Regions from separate parts of the Mus musculus genome. Here region 1 is linked to region 2. A link is a loop called in an ENCODE intact Hi-C map of the cell type or tissue named here. Cell type or tissue: heart. All regions are shown on one strand. Each heading gives the region's core, and the rest is flanking DNA. Links, peaks and the distances in the headings are about the cores only. Region 1 overlaps Arhgef12 (Rho guanine nucleotide exchange factor (GEF) 12). Region 2 holds the start of Arhgef12 (Rho guanine nucleotide exchange factor (GEF) 12).

What was found. Peaks named below come from ENCODE experiments on the same cell type or tissue, not always from the same donor. Only the 100,000 strongest peaks of a DNase experiment are listed, where the experiment ranks them.
Region 1: a loop joins it to region 2, with 2.7 times the contacts of the local background. A loop is called at or near these places in 6 of 42 quality-filtered maps.

The regions. Positions count from the first base shown.
Region 1 is chr9:43,016,876-43,025,935 of GRCm38, forward strand. It overlaps Arhgef12 (Rho guanine nucleotide exchange factor (GEF) 12), which reads right to left. Exons shown (of 41, transcript NM_001359232.1): 7 at 5,940-5,997; 8 at 3,730-3,908; 9 at 1,460-1,537; 10 at 1,177-1,296. Among named protein-coding and RNA genes, the nearest start is that of Gm36648, 74 kb to the left of the region's middle. In heart, for the core only: no CTCF peak of the experiment used is centred there; no DNase peak of the experiment used is centred there; H3K27ac peaks cover 1,706 bases.
Region 2 is chr9:43,102,731-43,111,790 of GRCm38, forward strand. It overlaps Arhgef12 (Rho guanine nucleotide exchange factor (GEF) 12), which reads right to left and starts at 2,988. Exons shown (of 41, transcript NM_001359232.1): 1 at 2,449-2,988. The coding sequence starts at 2,480. Tlcd5 (TLC domain containing 5) reads right to left here. Exons shown (of 3, transcript NM_001034863.3): 3 at 5,923-9,060. The coding sequence ends at 8,590. In heart, for the core only: a CTCF peak has its summit at 4,716 (motif pointing left); DNase peaks (open chromatin) are centred at 2,671, 3,351, 3,841 and 4,621; H3K4me3 peaks cover 4,745 bases; H3K27ac peaks cover 4,037 bases.

The sequences.
Region 1 (9,060 bases), core at 675-8,674, 85 kb before region 2:
ATGACTTTTACTAATTCAAAAACGGTAACAACTCATCAGCTTTTACCCATCTTACACGCACAGGCAAAAGGTAAGTAAGCATGGGCCAGTCACCCACATTCCTTTGAAATGAAATACAGGAAGCTGTGTGGATCTCAACAGGAACATTACAGGATGTGCGGCTGACATTAAGGCTGAGGTTTCTAACCTCTAGTATATCACCTCCATAACTTTGCCTTTAGAGCAAGTTCTACTAAAACCTGGCCTAAAGTTACAATAAAAATTAGGGTCACTAAGGCCAGAAATATGAAACTAGACAGACATGGCATATGCCTACGATTCCATCTCTCAGGGGCCTAAGGCAGGAGGATTGAGCTAAGTTCAAGGCCAGCCTGGGCTACATAGCCAAGTGTGAGGCTAGTCAGGAAGATACAGTTAGACTCTGCATCCGTGAAGAAAAACAAAGACTATGACAATGTACACTTATGACAGGGCACAACTGTAATCCTGGCATTTGGAAGGGTAAGCCAGGAAGCGTTATAAAAGTGACATCCTGCCTATAAAAGAAAAATAAATATTGAAGCTTCGAGATCTTAATGAGTTTGGATTTCAGAATTTCTTTATCTCTCTCATTTTCTTTTCCTAGAGTCAGTCTCTTACCTTGTAGCCCAGGCTGGCCTCTAAGGTGCAATCCTCTTGCCTCTGCCTCCCCTGGCCTCAGTGCTATGCTATGCCTGGTCTTGACCTCAAGTCTTACACTTTTGTGCAGTCAGTCTTAAGTACATTTGTAAAACAGAGGAGATCAACAGTAGCTTCAGGATACTATAGAATGCCTGCCCATGTATTTGCCACAATGCCCTTTAGTTTGCAAAAACTTCACATCCCTCTTTAAAAAACATTATCAGTTGTCACTGTGACAGTGTGAACCACAAAAGTATAGCTACTTTTAACTACATTTCTGGTTTGTCACAGCAAATCAAAAGTACTCAACTCTCCTAAATTTCAATGGAACCAACACAAGCAAACAATCGGAAGCCTACACTTACTTCTGTTAATCATTACATCTGTAACATCCTACACAGAACATCCTGTTATCCTTTGCTAAAAACATCACTTTCAAAGGGAAACTACCACATACTCTGACCCAATCCCAGAAGTTCTGCAAACACTGGGCAGAACTTTCAATAATGCCACTACCTGAGCAGAGCCCGTGGCTTTGGACAGCTGCTCCTGCAGCTGCGGGATGTGCTTCTTGGCCTCCTGGATCTCCTTGAGCAATCTTTGGGTAGCCGTTCGGTTGTAATCTTCCTGCAGCAACTGAAAGTTATAACACCACCTTAGAAACTAATTATCCATGTCAGGTGGAGAAAAGACCCACTGCTAGCACAACAGCCGCTGGCACGGGACAGACTATCCACTGACTATGGGCAAGTACCTCCCAGGTCCTCTGGCCTACGAAGAGCCCAGGCTACCTCCTTACCTGCAGCCGTTCCTGTTCCTTCTGTAACATCTTTCTCAGAATCTCTACTTTCTGGTTATGGACCACATTGTTTTCCTCCTAGAAAAGGATGAGAACACAGCACAGGAGAGATGAGGCTAAAACTGAAAGCCAAGAGAGATGGTGTTCCTTGTCAGCGAGGTATCCTTTAGTTCTTACTCCTGGAAGTTATGAATGAAGGTGGCTCATTTCATTAAGAAAACAGGAAGGCAGGAACAGTTTTGCCTTCACTAAACTATGTTCACAAGAACAGTAAATGTGGGTATCAGCTGAAGAGCTGGGATTACAGAAGTACAAATCTGTTGATTCTACTCTCCCAGTTGAGACATTACTACCTAACATGCTTCCATGCACCCATCCATCCATCCATCTCATGCATCCCTCCATCCATCCATCCATCCATCCATCCATCTCATGCATCCCTCCATCCATCCATCCATCTCATGCATCCATCCCTCCATGCATCCCTCCATCCATCCATCCATCCATCTCATGCATCCATCCATCCATCCATCCATCCATCTCATGCATCCCTCCATCCATCCATCCATCTCATGCATCCATCCCTCCATGCATCCCTCCATCCATCCATCCATCCATCTCATGCATCCATCCATCCATCCATCCATCCATCTCATGCATCCCTCCATCCATCCATCCATCCATCTCATGCATCCATCCATCCATCCATCCATCCATCTCATGCATCCATCCATCCATCCATCCATCCATCTCATGCATCCATCCATCCATCCATCCATCCATCTCATGCATCCCTCCATCCATCCATCCATCCATCCATCTCATGCATCCATCCATCCATCCATCCATCCATCTCATGCATCCCTCCATCCATCCACCCATCCATCTCATGCATCCATCCATCCATCCATCTCATGCATCCATCCATCCATCCATCCATCCATCCATCTCATGCATCCATCCATCCATCCATCCCTCCATCCATCCATCCATCCATCCATCTCATGCATCCATCTTATGCATCCATCTCATGCATCCATCCATCCATCCATCCCTCCATCCATCCATCCATCCATCTCATGCATCCATCTCATGCATCCCTCCATCCATCCATCCATCCATGCACCCATCCATCCATCTCATGCATCCCTCCATCCATCCATCCATCCATCCATCCCTCCATCTCATGCATCCATCCATCTCATGCATCCATCCCTCCATCCCTCCATCCATCCATCCATCCATCCATCCATCTCATCCCTCCATCCATCCATCCATCCATCCATCTCATGCATCCATCCCTCCATCCATCCATCCATCCCTCCATCCATCCATCCATCCATCCATCCATCCCTCCCAGTGCACCCCCAATCCCACACTTCCTTCCATTTCCACTCCAACTTGCCGGAAATCTGAGACAACTCCCAACTCATCACTTTTGTTTTACAAATTTCTGTGTCGTCCTATACTGCCGTAACAGCCACACCCCTCTCCCAGTCAAAGGATCCTTCCTGCTTACTCACTTACTGGTGTCCACTTGCTCACCGACTGTGAATACACACACGACCTTTCGTTAAGCCACATCCCACCACTCACCTCCTTAACTGGCACTAGCTAAACAAAAGTCTTGCTTTTCTGAAAGTTCTGGTACTGTCTTGGCTTTCAAACGGGTTTATTCTATCTTCTCCACCTGTCTGCCTTTCTCACCGTGACAACCACCGTCACCCACTATAAACGGCTAAACTCAACACAACCAGTCTTTGATGACCCTGACCATCACAGTTGGATGTGCTTTCTCCTCCTTGAAAGCCTCACACAACTTAGCATTTCCCCCCTTGGTCTACATTCTGTTTCTCTTTTTATGGTTACTTATAGAGTCTTAACTTCATTCAACAAAGGTTTATTAAGCCCCTCCAATATGTTGAGCAGTATTTCAGGCATTAGGAACACAAAGGTAAACAAACAAACAAACACCCACTCTTATCTTCAAAAAGCAGACACTGTCAGATGACTAACAACTTTGAGCATAGACTAAAAATATAAGCATATCTCTGTGGATTGGACACTGTTTTATACATGACAGGTATCTAATAGTTCAACTAAATTTACCACAATAACAATTATTCCAGAAAATTATGTAACTTCTATAAGTAAGTATATTCTAGAATCTTGAATGGAAGTTTACTGATAAGTTAAATACACAGAATTCTTTATACAACTCAAAGAGATCTTTGTATGCCTGAGCATCTACTACAACGCTCTGATCTTACCCCCACGAGCACAGGACTGGTGATTCTCTCCATATTCCCGGCTGCTCCAGGGGAATGAGGGGATGTCATAATGGGAGACATATGTCCAGTGACTGATGGCTCTACTTCAGAATCAGCAAGTGGGATCTGGGGCGACCCAGGTGGGCGTCCCTGGACAGTGAGAGCTACATAGGAACCAGCTGGAGGTGGGGAGGTGGGGAGAAAAGAAGAAAAGAAAAAGTAACACTGTTGAGAAACTTTTTAAAAAACTCTTTTCTCTTTATCTGTGGTAGTGAGGACTGTACCCAGGGAATGCATACTTGTCCAGTGACTTATTGAACCTTTTAAGATATTTTTTATCTTGAGACAACCTCTCTAAGTTGCCCAAGATGACCTTGAACTCATTCTGCAGCAAGGTAACGTTTGAACTTGTGATGCTCCTGCCTGAGCCTCCCAAGTGCTGGTATCACAACTATGCACCACAATGCCCAGCAAGTATTCTTTGAAATAAAGCTTTCAGTCTTAATATTCTTTGTGAGAAAGCCATTTACTCCATCTTACTAGTCCAAATGCTCACCTCACTCTAGCTCTTTCTATTCTTTAACTGGTTCAAAGGAAACCAAAATGCAATCACTCTGATGATGTTTGGAGTGGGCATTAAAAAGTAGGCCATAAGTAACCAGGATTACATGAGCAATGAGGAGGCAATGAAAGAACTAGGATACAGCTTTTTAAAAAGGTCATCACTGAGGCTGGGGTATAGTTATGTCGGTAGAGTGCTTGTCTATCATGTGTGATGCCTTGGGTTACAATCCTGGGACTAAATAAGTCAGGTATGAGGTTTATGCTTATAATATCAGCACTAGGCAGATAAAGACAATAGTATCAAAATGTCAAGGCCAGCCTTAGCTGTACAATAGGTTCAAGGCTACCCTAGGCTACATACAACTCAGTTTGAACCCCTACTCCAATCCTCATCCCTCAAAAAAGGCCTTAAAGGAACTTAGTTTATTGAGGCAGACATGGCATGTAACACACACGTAACTGTCATCACTCAGCGCTGAGGCAGGTCTCAAGCTCACACGCACTTAGATTATGCAAGGTGTACTAGGTAAGTCTAACCTAACCTGCACAGCAGAGCCACACTGACTATATAAAGTCTGTCTGCTCAGTAAGTGATTCTGCTTGGCTAGAAATAGCTCTCCTTTTTTAGACTGTACTTACTATGAAATGGCCTGACACAATCACACATTCCTTTTCTGCTACATGCCATTTATTTTCAGCTTTCTCTTTGCACTTTTATATTTCTTTAAAAACATGACAAACACCTAACACCCACGCCTGGCCAGAACAGAGAGCAGAGCTGTTTATATGATGAGACATAAACATGCCTTTCTCTGCTTCTGGAGAACTGTCATGCTACCATCCATGCAAAGAGTCAAGTCATCACAAACGCACAGCTTCTTTTCCAGAGTGGGTGGAGCTAGAAAGTAACAACAGACCATAGCAGGGTGGGGGAGGAGGACTTCAGGACCTCACTGAATCCCAATATCCCAAATACCCACCACTATCACCAACAGAAGGGAAACTCACAAAACCACTGAATCCTCTCATGAACCTGTAAAAATAGAGAAACTGAGGCCCTGCTGGTACTGGAACTTGGCCAACCCCTACCTTGCTGTCAGCTTAGAAGAGCACCACCCACTTCCAGCCCTACTGTTGTAATGTACAGACCTGAATGCTGTAAATCCAGAGCCCTGTGCTTCTCCAAAAGATCGGCTGGATGTCACAACCATTTACTGATCTAAGGTCAAGCGACTGCACTACAGGATTTCTAAAGTTCTTCTCAGGACACTGTATCAGATTCTCAAGCTGCTTGATTGTCAGGATTTATATACTTTCAAACAGATGTACTAAAGCTGGGAGCTGACACAAAATAACTAGTAAATTTTTACCTTAGACCTTCCAGTGGGGTTGGGGGCATGGAAAACACCAAGCTACAGGGCTAGATCACAGACCGTTTTGCCAAATAATGTTTTATTGGAACTAAGCCATATCCACTCATTTGTATATTGTCCACATATGCTTTTGTGGGACAGTAACAAGCTGCAGTAGTAACTATGTAGTTCACAAAGCCTAAAATACTTGGTATTTGGCCAGTTACAGAAAAATGCTTGGTGACCCTTTTTTAATGGTTTGAGAAAACAATTTAAAAAATAACATTCACCTACATCTGATTAGTTTCACCACCTCCAGATGATTTGAATGAGTCACCAGAGTACCATTCACCTGTAAGAAAATTTAAACAATATGCATCAAATAAAACAACAGACACAGAGTGACTTCAGGATGTACTGTGTATTAATTATAATAAACACTTGGTCCAAAATTCACTTTTCCACTATATATTCAGCAACAAAATGAACTTAAACACAAAACAAGACCTTCATTTAAAGGTGGTATATCTAACCCGTGGCCACTTGGCTACAGCATCCTAGGATAGCTGAGAAGACAAGCCCAATCTATTTATAGATGACAATGACATACTGCAATGTAAAAGAGTCGAACATTGATAACTGCAACATAATCAACAGATTTCACATTAATTTTATACTTTTTCTCATGCAACTTTTTAACCCCAACTTACAGTTGAACTCCATGAGTAGGGAGCTGTGGGGAGATCTCTGTCCATAAAGTGCCTGCTGTGCCAAGCAAGCATGAGGACCTGAGCTGGGTCCCCAGAACCCACATGAAAATGCCAGGCTGCTGCAGGCACTTACGGTCAGTCCAACTGCTGGGGAAGCAGGGACAGGATGAGCCCTGGACCACAGGCTAGCCAGCTCAGTGTAATAAGCAAGCCGACCAACAAAAGCCTGTCTCAAAATCAGGCTAACAGCACCAAAGGAACAGCACCTGAGTGGCTCTCTTGGCTGAACATACATGTGTACACATGTGCTCATGCACACACACATATACAACATATGCACAATACACACAAGGAAAAAAATACAGCAGTATGCTTCAGGTCTCTCAGAGTTGTTGCTGTTAACTTTGACATTTAACATTTTCAATATTTTCAATGCAAACATGGGTGACAGACAGTAACTGCTTTCTTTTTATCATACTGCCATCTCTCAATAGACACCAGTGAACCCAATGACTCCAGCCTTTCTAACTGGTATTCTTTGACACAGTCTTATTATACAGATGGCCGTGAGCTCCTGACTCTCCCTGACTGTCCTGAGTGCTGGGATCACAGGGAGGCATTCTGCTGCTTTAATCCAGTCTCTCTTAAAGAGACAGGGCTTTTGCTCTATCCTCAGTTCATGCACACTTAGATGATAGATTATGAGTTTTCAGTGTCTGACAAATCTCATGTGGTGCATCTGTACACGTTATTTCCTTAGATAAAAAACTTTAATACATATTTACAATTTTTTTAATTAATTAATTTATTTTATATATGAGTACACTGTAGCTGTACAGATGGTTGTGAGCCTTCATGTGGTTGTTGGGAATTGAATTTTTAGGAACTCTGCTTGATCTGGTCAACCCCGCTTGCTCAGTCCCTGTTTGCTCTGGCCCAAAGATTTATTTATTATTATACATAAGCACACTGTAGCTGACTTCCGACGCACCAGAAGAGGGGGTCAGATCTCATTATGGGTGGTTGTGAGCCACCATGTGGTTGCTGGGATTTGAACTCAGGACCTTCAGAAGAGCAGTCAGTGCTCTTACCCGCTGAGCCATCAATATTTACAATTTCTTTTTTTTTTTTTTTTGGTTTTTCGAGATAGGGTTTCTCTATATAGCTCTGGCTGTCCTGGAACTCACTTTGTAAACCAGGCTGGCCTTGAACTCAGAAATCCACCTGCCTCTGCCTCCCGAGTGCTGGGATTAAAGGAAGGCGTGCGTCACCATGCCTGGCTTACAATTTCTAATCAACAGGTTTTTCATAACTGATGCTGAAGCCAACGAAGGAAGCCATTCTACTGCATCTATTTTATGTCAGGTCTGAATCTTCAAGCATCACACTTCCTGACAAGGAAACGCATTTTTCACGTCCCATTTTAATTTCTATTTCATTGTCATCAATGACACTGACCATATACCCATGAGTAATTTAGTTACTTCAATTACTCTGAAGAATTTTCTGATGAAATTATTTGCTAATTTTTCTATAAGAATTACTATTTTTTTGTAATAATTTATTCACTTAATTTTTGTTGTATTTTCAGACAGGGCCTGTAGTTCTGGGACCTACTATGTAGATCAGGCTGGCCTCCTCAAATCTGTAGATGCTCCTCCTGCCTACTTTCCCAGTGCCCCACCAAGCCATTTAATTTAATTTTTTTTTTTTCTTGTAACTAAACAGTGCTCTTGGGCTGGGAAGATGGCACAGTGGGTAAGAGTGCTTGCTGCACAAGTCTTGATCCGCCATCAATGAAGAAAAGCCTGGCGTGGCTTCCCAGGCCTGTGTCCTGGCACCAGGTATAGTTTGGAGGAGTTCAGAGAGGAGGACAGGAGGTAAAAAAGGAGGATTGCTGGGGCTTCATGACTGCAAGCCTAGCGGAGAGGGTAGGGGCACAGTGGACAGCAAGTGAGAGATTTGGTCAGATAATGGGGCAGGCACTGATAGAGAACGCCTTTGGTCTTCACGCATGTACATATATACATACCTGCAACATACAGACCTGTATGTATATACCACACACACACAGTGTTCTTTACAATAAAGAGTATCATGCTCTTAATTCTTTTAAATACTTTCAAGAATATTCTCTTTACCTATATAATTACTTTTAGGTAATCAAATTATTCAACAGTTTCAACAGAAATTCCTGGGAAATGTACTCCTTCTAACAATCAGAGTTCACAGGGCTTGGGCTGGAGAAGGAGCTCAGTGGGAGAGCGCTTGGCTATCAGGCATGAAGCCCAGGGCTTGCTCCCCAGGACCATCCAAATTGCACATGGTGATGAGCACCTGTAATACCAATACTTTGTAGGCAGGAAAATCAGAAATTTCTGCCCAGCCTGGGGTACATGAAACCTTATCTCAAACCCCAAGTCCTCAAGGCCTGTTTCTGGTCTCCACTGAAACTAACTCAGTTTAACTCAGTTAAAACTAACCTCCGTCACCTCCCCTCACACACAACACTTCTTTCCTCAGCTACTTGTCGTTTGGTTTTTTACTCTTTGTTGTTTTCCTGGTAATGGATATCAAACTCGGAGCCTGACAAATACTAGGGACTCTGTATCAGCTTCTTTAAAAGTTCATCTGCAACAATAATCAACCTGCAAGTGACAACTCACCAGCACAGTCCTAGCTGTGTGACTGCTCCTTGCTAATAC
Region 2 (9,060 bases), core at 254-8,253:
CCCCACAAAGCATTAACATATTTAGACTGCTTCCCTTGACCAATGTAACTTTTTCCTCTATGTTAAAAGATGAAACACTTGGGTTGGAGAGATGGCTCAGTGGTTAAGAGCACTGACTGCTCTTGCAGAGATCCTGAGTTCAATTCCCAGCAACCACATAGTGGCTTTCAACCATCTGTAATGGGATCCAATGCCCTCTTCTGGTGTGTCTGAAGACAGCTACCGTGGACTGTCATATACATTAAATAAATAGTATTTTTTTTTAAAAAAAAGATAAGAAAAAGATGAAACACTTAAGGTGGGGCAGTGGTGGTGCACGCCTCTGATCCCAGCACTCAGAAGGCAGTGGCAAGAGGATCTCTGGGTTTGAGGCCAGCCTAGCCTACATACAGATAGAACAGCCAGGGCTACACAGAGAAACCCTGTCTTGGGGGAAGGGAGGCAGATACAACACTTGACTCCACAGAATGTGCATCCACTGTTCTCACATAAATATCTAAGAGCAAGAATCCAGCAGGGAGGCAGTCCACCTCTTCAGGAGACTTAGGCAGGGGGAGGACTGCCATGCTACACACAGCCAGATACAAGAAGAAAAATGGGGTGGGGGTGGGGGGCTAAGAGACGGCTCAACAGTTAGGAGCACACCCATACTGTTCTTGTTCTGGCAGAGGACCCAAGTTACATATCCAGCACCCAGGGTAGGCAGCTCACAAGCTCCCATGAAATCCTAAAGCCTCTTCTATCCCAGGTGCACATACCTGCAGTCAGGGGTTTTTAAGATTTATTTTTGTACATGTTTACGGTTCATAAGAAGAATTAAGTTATTTTTTTAAAAAAGACTCAGATTTCAATGTTTATGTCCAATGTGTTTATATACCAGAAAGAGAACAAAAATCCCTGAGGAAAAAAAGCTGGGGAAGAAAAAAAAAATCCTTCCATGGGTGCTTTTGTGTGACTTTTGTGTGGAACGATTCAGTGACTCTAAATTCTGTTTCTACAAATTATTAAACTCTGCAACATCTTAATGAAAACCAGGGCTACACCAGTTTCTGGTAAGTCTGCTTAACTCTAGGCTCAACTGACAGGCAAGGACTGAATGAACCAGCAGCACAATTATCTGGACACCTGTGAGTCAGGCCAGGAGAGGGACCAGGATGGTAGATGTAACAGGAAGAGCCCTGACAACTGTCTCTACATAGAAGTACATTGTATTAGCAGGAAAACCGAAATGAAACCCTGCCTAGCAAAGCAGACAAACAAAGGATAAACATAAGTACTTTAAATATTTAGGGCATCTTTTAGGTGAACACTCATGTGACACTGGAAAGCATCAACAGGAAAGGGAAGCCCTGTCTCTGGAGAAGCTGTTATGGTATGATAATGGAATTTGGCCCCTTTAAAAATCAACAAATGAGTCGCACAATTGGGTGAGACTCTCTCATTAGGAAACTAAACTGCTTTCCGCTGGAGCACTAATGTTGCTCTTGAAGACTTTTGGCCTTCTGCTTCAATACTTTGTTTTGCTTTGTTTTGTTTTGTTTTATGACAACAATTTGAGAAAAAAAAACAACAAGATAAAATTTGGAAGTAACATGCAATGTCATAATTTAGTTGAGGAATAAAATATGCTAAAGGAAGCAACTTGCTTTCACTAAAAAGAACTCAAAGGACCTCTTTAAGAACTACACTTGGACTACATACTCTACACACCACACCGTGTCACCCGATTAACAAACAAGATCCACCTGCCATGCCTAAACCAGAGCTAGAGTTTACATCTTTAAATGCTAGGGCTTCTGAAAGATGAAATGTTAAAAAAAAAAAAAAAAAAAAAAAGAATAATTAGAAGCAGGCCCCATGATTTTTCCCTCATTTCCTTTAGCTCCTGGAAACTGTCCCCAGCAAGAACCCGTGATTTACTGGTAATGTCAACATTCTGGAAAATTAGGTAATTAATAATTAAACACTGTGCAGGTCAACACGTAAAAAGATCAGAGTCACAAATCACAATGCAGCAGGATGAAAATTAAGTTCACAGACAGAAACTCCTAAAATTGTGAGTCTAGAACTACCACAGGACAGGAATCCACCCGATGATGCACCAGTACCCACCGACCTCAAGCTCTGACCTTCACCCAAAATGACCTCCCTCTGGTTCCAAAACGAGTACACAATCTTAATGCACCCGACAGAAAACCACAATCATGGTTTTCCTTCATTTCCTCTGAGAATATGGGGGAAAGTTTCTCTCCCAAAAAAACCTGCATTTCCAAATTCAATCAACCGGTTAACTTGGCAGCAACCCTAGACTAATTGCACAGCTCCGAAACAACCCTCTTTCCTATGCCTGTCAATTGCACTAGCTGAAGGCAAATCTGCATCACCGACTCCCCTGCTGCGTGGGACCGAATCCAGGGAAGGTTAGCGACCGAGGAACTTCATACCCACCTGTCCGTGATAGTAGACTGTGTGCCACTCATTGGGGCCCTTGGCGAGAGGTCTTCTTTTTATCCAACTTGCATTTTACAGTAACACCTCCACACCCCACCCCCAGTGCTCTGGGATCAGGCCCAATTTCGGCAGGGACACAAAAGTCCAACTCAAAACTCCATTCAGTCATCTAGAACATCCGATTGCAAGGGGTCAAGGAAAGGGGATGCGGGCTGAGGCAAAACAAGTTATCTCCCCAAACAAACCGAGCAAGTCGGCCACAAGGCGAGCTCAAGAACTAAGAACGATCCTCAGCAAGGCACGGAGAGAAAACTTCGTCACAGAGGGAAGTCGCGAGCCGTAGGACGGGAACCGGGATCCCTCCGGAGCTGGGGCAGGATCGGCTCAGGGACGGGCGTCGGCTTCGGTCCCGAGTCGGCGGGGCCCGGCCCTCGGGTCCCCGCTCTATCTGGGGCTGCGGGCCACTCGTGGCCGCAGCCTCCGCCGCGTCTCACACCGTCCCGCGCCGGACTCGCGCCGCCCCATGTCCCCGGGCCGAGGGCCCTGAGCTGCTCCGCGCCGCCCCCACCCGGCTCCGGCCGCCGCGCTGACAGGGACCCTGTCTCAGCGCCCGGGGCAGCTCCCCATCCCTCGGAGGCCCCCGCGCTTCTTCCGCAGTGGCACGGCGGCTCCTCCCCGACGCTCTGGTAGGCGGCGGCTCCCGCGAGGAGCGGGAGGTCTCGGCCCGGCCCGGAAGCCCGGCCCCCGAGCAGCGGCGGCGGCGGTGGCGGTGGAGGCTCGGTGCGCAGGGCCGTTCGCCCGGTCTCAGGGGCACTCGCGGGAGCGCGCCCAGGGTGGAGGGGGCCGCCGGCGGTGACGAGCCTTGCGACCGCTGCGGGCGGGCGCGCGCGCGGGTTCCGGTTCCGGTTCTGTCCCCTCGGCCCGGCGCGACTGGAGCGCGCCGAGCCGTCCCCTCCCCCGCCGACTTTTTTGGGCCCTTCTCCCTGGGACTTCGGGAAGCCGCTTCACCCGGGATCCCTCCGCTTCCCGGACTCTCCAAACTTGAGCAGATACTTCCGCTCAGTGCTGTCGCGGGGGATAGAGGGAAGCGAAAAAGTAGTTCTGTGTGGCGAAGCGGGCACTGCTGCCTTCTTGCCCCTCGAATGCTCTCGAGGTGCAGCCCACAGTGTACAATCCACCCGGGACAGCAGAGGAGCCATTCCACAGTCTCGAGGAGTTCACGTTTAGAGGTTCTTCGGAACTCCCGGGCTGGAAACTTTTATTCTTTAAGAGAATGTATTCGTTCCCGGTGTCAAATGCTTTTGATGACTGCGTGCGAGCCCAGGTCCACGGGCCCCCGACAGTGTTAGGCAAACCTGCGCGCGCGCGCACACACACACACACACACACACACACACACACAGGTTTTGGGGTGAGCCAATCACCTGGGGCACCTGCTGGCCTAGTCCCACAGCACGGAGGGGAAAGGGGTGGGGGGATGGCCAGAAGAGGCTGTGGAGAAAGGATCTGGGCCCACACTTAAGCCAGGAGTTCCTGATATAAATATTGCTTTTAGGCTGTTTTGCCTTGGCAAAATGAACTGTATTGTTTGCCAAATTGAGAACGCATGGTGCTTTCCACAGCAAGTTAATAAGCGTGTTGTGAAAAGAGATGGAAGAAGTAATACATCTGTCCGGTAAACAGCACAGCACGAGGGATCCCTTTGAAGAGTTCCCAAATGTTTTCTGGTTTCTCTTTCGATGGGGTAGAGACATTCAGCTAACCATGTAGTTTTCTGATTGAATAAATCTGTCCCTGAGGAAATGAGGGACCACGACACAATATAGTTCTCCAATTCTGCCTGTAAACATCAAGCGACTATTCCTTTTATACAATTATCTTCAGTCTCTTCTGAGCTTCAATCCGTGTAGGTGGGAAGAGACTTCGGCCATTTTGTGGAAATCAAATCTAATAAACAGTGGGTGTGGAAAGGAAATAATTACCTCTTAATAATGCTGTTTCTAAGTCATTCCACAACAGTTCGCGAAACGATCGGATCATCACCCCTGAATAGATGCATGAGCTCAAGGTGACGTTAGAATGGGGGGCAAAGGGGAAAAGATAAACAGAAGCCTGAAATGACTCTCTCGCTAGATTTTTTTTTTTTTAAGTTCGGGGCACAGCCAGCTAATTTTGTAATGTTTATTTTTGGAAAGAATAGAAGCAGATTGGAGTTCCAAGCCACTTTCCTAACGATCAGACCTGGACACGTTGCCATCTGCTGGTAAATCCCAACATGGCAATTCTAGCCTGAAGACTCCAACTTGTTTCTACCTATCGTTGGAAAGAGTTCCAAACATCCATCACTATAAACGAGATGTGAACCTTCTCCCCAAGCTTACTCGAGTTTTCTTGAGTGTGCTGTCCTCTTCTCCCTTGTCCTACTAATGTCACAATGCAAGTATCAAGCGAATGGGGGGGGGGGGTCTGATGACTCATCAAATCATGAATTTTAAAAATAAGTTCCCGTCTTCCTTTCCAGCCTGCCTCAATGCTTGAGCTTCAGGGGTGAGACAAACTGGGAACACTTCCTAGTTCACCTTCTCTTCCTTGCATACAAAACCTTTTGGCAAGCTGTTTTCAACATCTTTCCAAATTTTACAGCCCCAGCGTTCTAGCTGTGAGCAAAGGCGGCATTTTGCTGTGGGAAAGCTTTCAGAAGATGGTCAGCAGAGGACTGAATAACTACTGTTTCAATGATGAAAATCTCTAATCACTCACAAGGCTCTGATTTTATTTTTTAATATCCTGACAAAAGGCTCATTATAACTTCACCACTAAGAGTCTACCTATGGAATGCCTTCAGTAGAGCCAAGCAAACCAAGGTCCCTTCCCTAGGTCACACATAGCCCTTTACCTAGGAAAGTGGCACCAGTGACCCAATCCCTGGACATGCAGTTTCCAGTGGAACATCCTCGAGGCCACATTTATCCTCTTATTCACTGCTTCAATGTGCTTATGAAGGGCCTGCTGTACCCAGGACTGTTGTAAGCATCAGAAATCCACTGTCTAGCTGGTTATGGTAGCTTCCACCTTTACTCCCAGCACTTGAAAGGCTGAGGTAGGAGGATGACTTGTGAATTTGGAGGAAGGCTACATGGTGAGTTTCAGGCCAGCCTGTGCTACAGAGCAAAGCCCTGTCTCAAAAAGGGGGAGTAGGAATGAGGAGGTAGCTCAGTGGTAGAGTACTTGTCAAGCAGGCCTGAGACACTGGGGGTGGGGGAGCAACTGCTCAAACAGTTGGTAAAATCAGAATATTATTCCTCCACGTTTAGGCAAACTATTTTCTGCACTGATTGTGTGCTGATTGCTATCTTCCACATAAAAAATAGGAATGATTAATGCTAAAGAGCAGATTACTGTCAACATTTCTACAAGCCAGAGGCTTTTCTCCCTTGGTAAAACCGCAACAAAGATACGAAGGCAGACTCTGGGTTTATAGAAAGTTATTTTATTTCTATAAAATTTAGTACAAATCGTATTGAAATATAAATCCTTCTTGAGCAATATCAGGGATGATTACACAGTAATTCAAATGCAAATAAGTGTCCCCTTTTGTGTCTGGGGACACATCGCACACTAGTCTGCCCTTCATTTACCTGGGTTGTAAAAACAGGCAACCTCTTAACTGCTGAGTCATCTTCAAGAGGTTTTTAATCTCTGACTTTCCTCATAGTTACTAGTTAGACCATCAAGAAGAGCTGAAATGAGGAATTCCTCCCCACTTATCGCTCGTTCAGGTGCCTTGTTATCAAAAATAAATAAATAAATAAAAACCTACAGGCATTTGCTTGAGTTTGCCTCAAACAGAAAGATCTACAATCCTTTCCTTCTGAGGAGGGAGGGAGAAAGGAACCAGCATGAATTTGATTAAGCCTGCTCCCTGGTCTGGTCTGGAGCAGGTTACACGGGGCCAAAATACAAAAGCCAGTTTTGTTTTGTTTTTTTCTTTATGCCTATGTGCCAAGCCACTCTTATTGACTCTGCTTTTGCTGAAGTCAGCATTCCCCAGTTTCCAGTTCTGCCCACAGTTTTGCTGGAAAGGAACACACCACCACCAGGGATTGGGTAGAGTGCTTTGCCTCGCAAGCGCAAGGCCCTGGGTTCGGTCCTCAGCTCTGAAAAAGGAAAAAAAAAAAGACTTCTCAAAGGAACACACCAACATATCTATGACACAAATCAGAGAAAAGGAAGCATGGTGTTATCTGTCCAGAAAACAAAAACGAAAGCCCGACAGCTAAAAGATACCTCTTTAGCTACTTACTGTTAAAGAACCTTTCCATTTGCAAGAATGTCTACGTTTTCAACCTCCCTTGTGACTGGTTTTTGTAGGTAATGCTGCTCACTGGGTTAGTGTCCCCAGTGACTATAGAATGGGCTGACACTTCTCTCTGACCTTTAACCTTGCTTCTTCAGTAGCACCATCTCCTGGCTTACCACCTGAATTAACCAGTCACCATTGATCTAAATAATATAGGAAAGACAACAAATGCACAAACAGATAATACTTTTTTTTTTCCATTAAAGCCCTACATTGGAGCCAGGCATGGTGGCACAGGATTGTAATCCTAGCCCTGAGGAAGCTTAAGTGGAAAAATAGAGTTCAAGGCCAGCCTGAACTATACAAGCAAGACAGTGTCTCAGGAGAAGGGAAAAGGTGATTTAAGGGGGGGGGGGGGATCTAAAACAAAGAAAAAGTAAGAAAAGAAGGAGGTAGAGGAAGAAGAAACGAAGGGAGGAAGGGAGGAAGGGAGGAAGGGAGGAAGGGAGGAAGGGAGGAAGGAAGGAAGGAAGGAAGGAAGGAAGGAAGGAAGGAAGGAAGGAAGGAGCCTGAGGCTATCACATACATGAAAATCTTTGGTTCTAGTTTGCAGTATGTACCAGGAGCTGAAACCTGAACTCCATCTCAAGTACAGTGGAATCCACATGGTAAATCCCCGTGGAATTTAGCCATGGCCTCTCATGCCTAGCAGATTAATTCACAAAAGCCCTGAGAACTGGCATACTCTTCCTGGTCGGGCAGAACCCGTACAACTGGACCAAGTAAATCTAAATCTACCCACATCTCACTCATCTTGCATCTGAAGCACTAGCTCTACAGTTTCTGTGCACACAGAGTTAACACAGGAACCCTGAGCTGCTATCCTTGCAAAGGCCTGCTTGTAACGTTGGTGAGGGCTCCCACCAGAAACTGTTAAGATTGCCTCACTGTTCCTAAACTGTTTCTGAAACACTATGGCTTATGCCAAATGACCGCTTTGGGGGATCTGGAATGTTGCCTCACGCTACTTAGAAGCACATGACCTACTGCCATCAAAGTTTGGGACACCAAGTGTTTGATGACTTTCATGTGTGTTGTTGTGAATCACTCCTGTATATCCAAGCAAGAGACTAGAAGCGAGTGCTTAGATCCCATGAGCTTGGACAAAGGTTCTTTTCCCTTTGCTGAGTCTTCTCCGTATCCTTTCATCATTGCAGATGAAAGCCCTGAGTCTTCTTGATGAATCATGGAAGCCGAGGGTGTCCTTGGTAACCTCTGGCACAGTTAGTGAAGGGAGACGCAGTGAGAAGTTCCTGCCATTGTTAGCTTCACTCCCTCCTCTCTGTCCCTCTTGGCATAACAGCTCCCATTCACAGATACTTGAATGCCTGACCCATGCCCCTTCCTGAGAGTCCCTCCCTTTACATGGGATGAACATACTTAAAATGTCTCGTGGAAATCAGGAGTAAGTGTGGGGAAGGAGTTATTTCCAAAAGAACAAGAAACAGCACTGATTTGACTCAAGTTCTTTTCAGAGATGTCTGAATACCAAGGTCTCCAATGAACATGGGGACCCAAAAAACAAGTGACAGTGGTCATCACTAAACAGCTCTGCCCACTTGTCAATCATCACTGAGGGTGTACAAGTGCCACTACAGGAGTAGGTGTTTCAAGACTGCATATGCTTAGCCTGGAAAATGACTGAAGTCATAACCATACCTTTAGCCCTTTTTTGAAACCTAAGTGCTCGCTTTCTAAGCCCTATAAGCTTAGCTCTGTTTCTGACCCTGGTCCCATGACCAATTCAATCCAATCCACTGACTGGGGACAAGCCTTGACTAGTGTGTCTTGAGATGCCCATTGTGTCTTAGCTGCCGCTCTTCATTCCGTCTGCTTCTCCACGCATGGTACTTCTTGATGCTTTTCTTCCATGCAAAGCGCCAGATGCTAACCATGAAGCACCAAGACACAGCATACATCGCCACACCCCCAACCTTCACAAACCACTTGGGGGTGGGTGAGACCATTTCACAGAAAAGGAGATGAGCGCCCACACCAATCCTCACACCAGTGAACAGAGCCACAAAGAGGAAGTCCACCACATCCCCCGTGAAACTGTGATAGTGGCCAGTTTCCCGGAGAAACCATCGCATCTGGAGCAGCGGGTTGGTGATCTCACTTCCAAAGAGTACAGCATTGACCTCTGTGCCCGACTCCCCAAGTGCTAGGGCCATGATGATCCCCAGGATGCTCAGTGTGTGATGAGCCAGCATCAGGGGACCCTCGGACTGGAAATAGATGCACCAGCC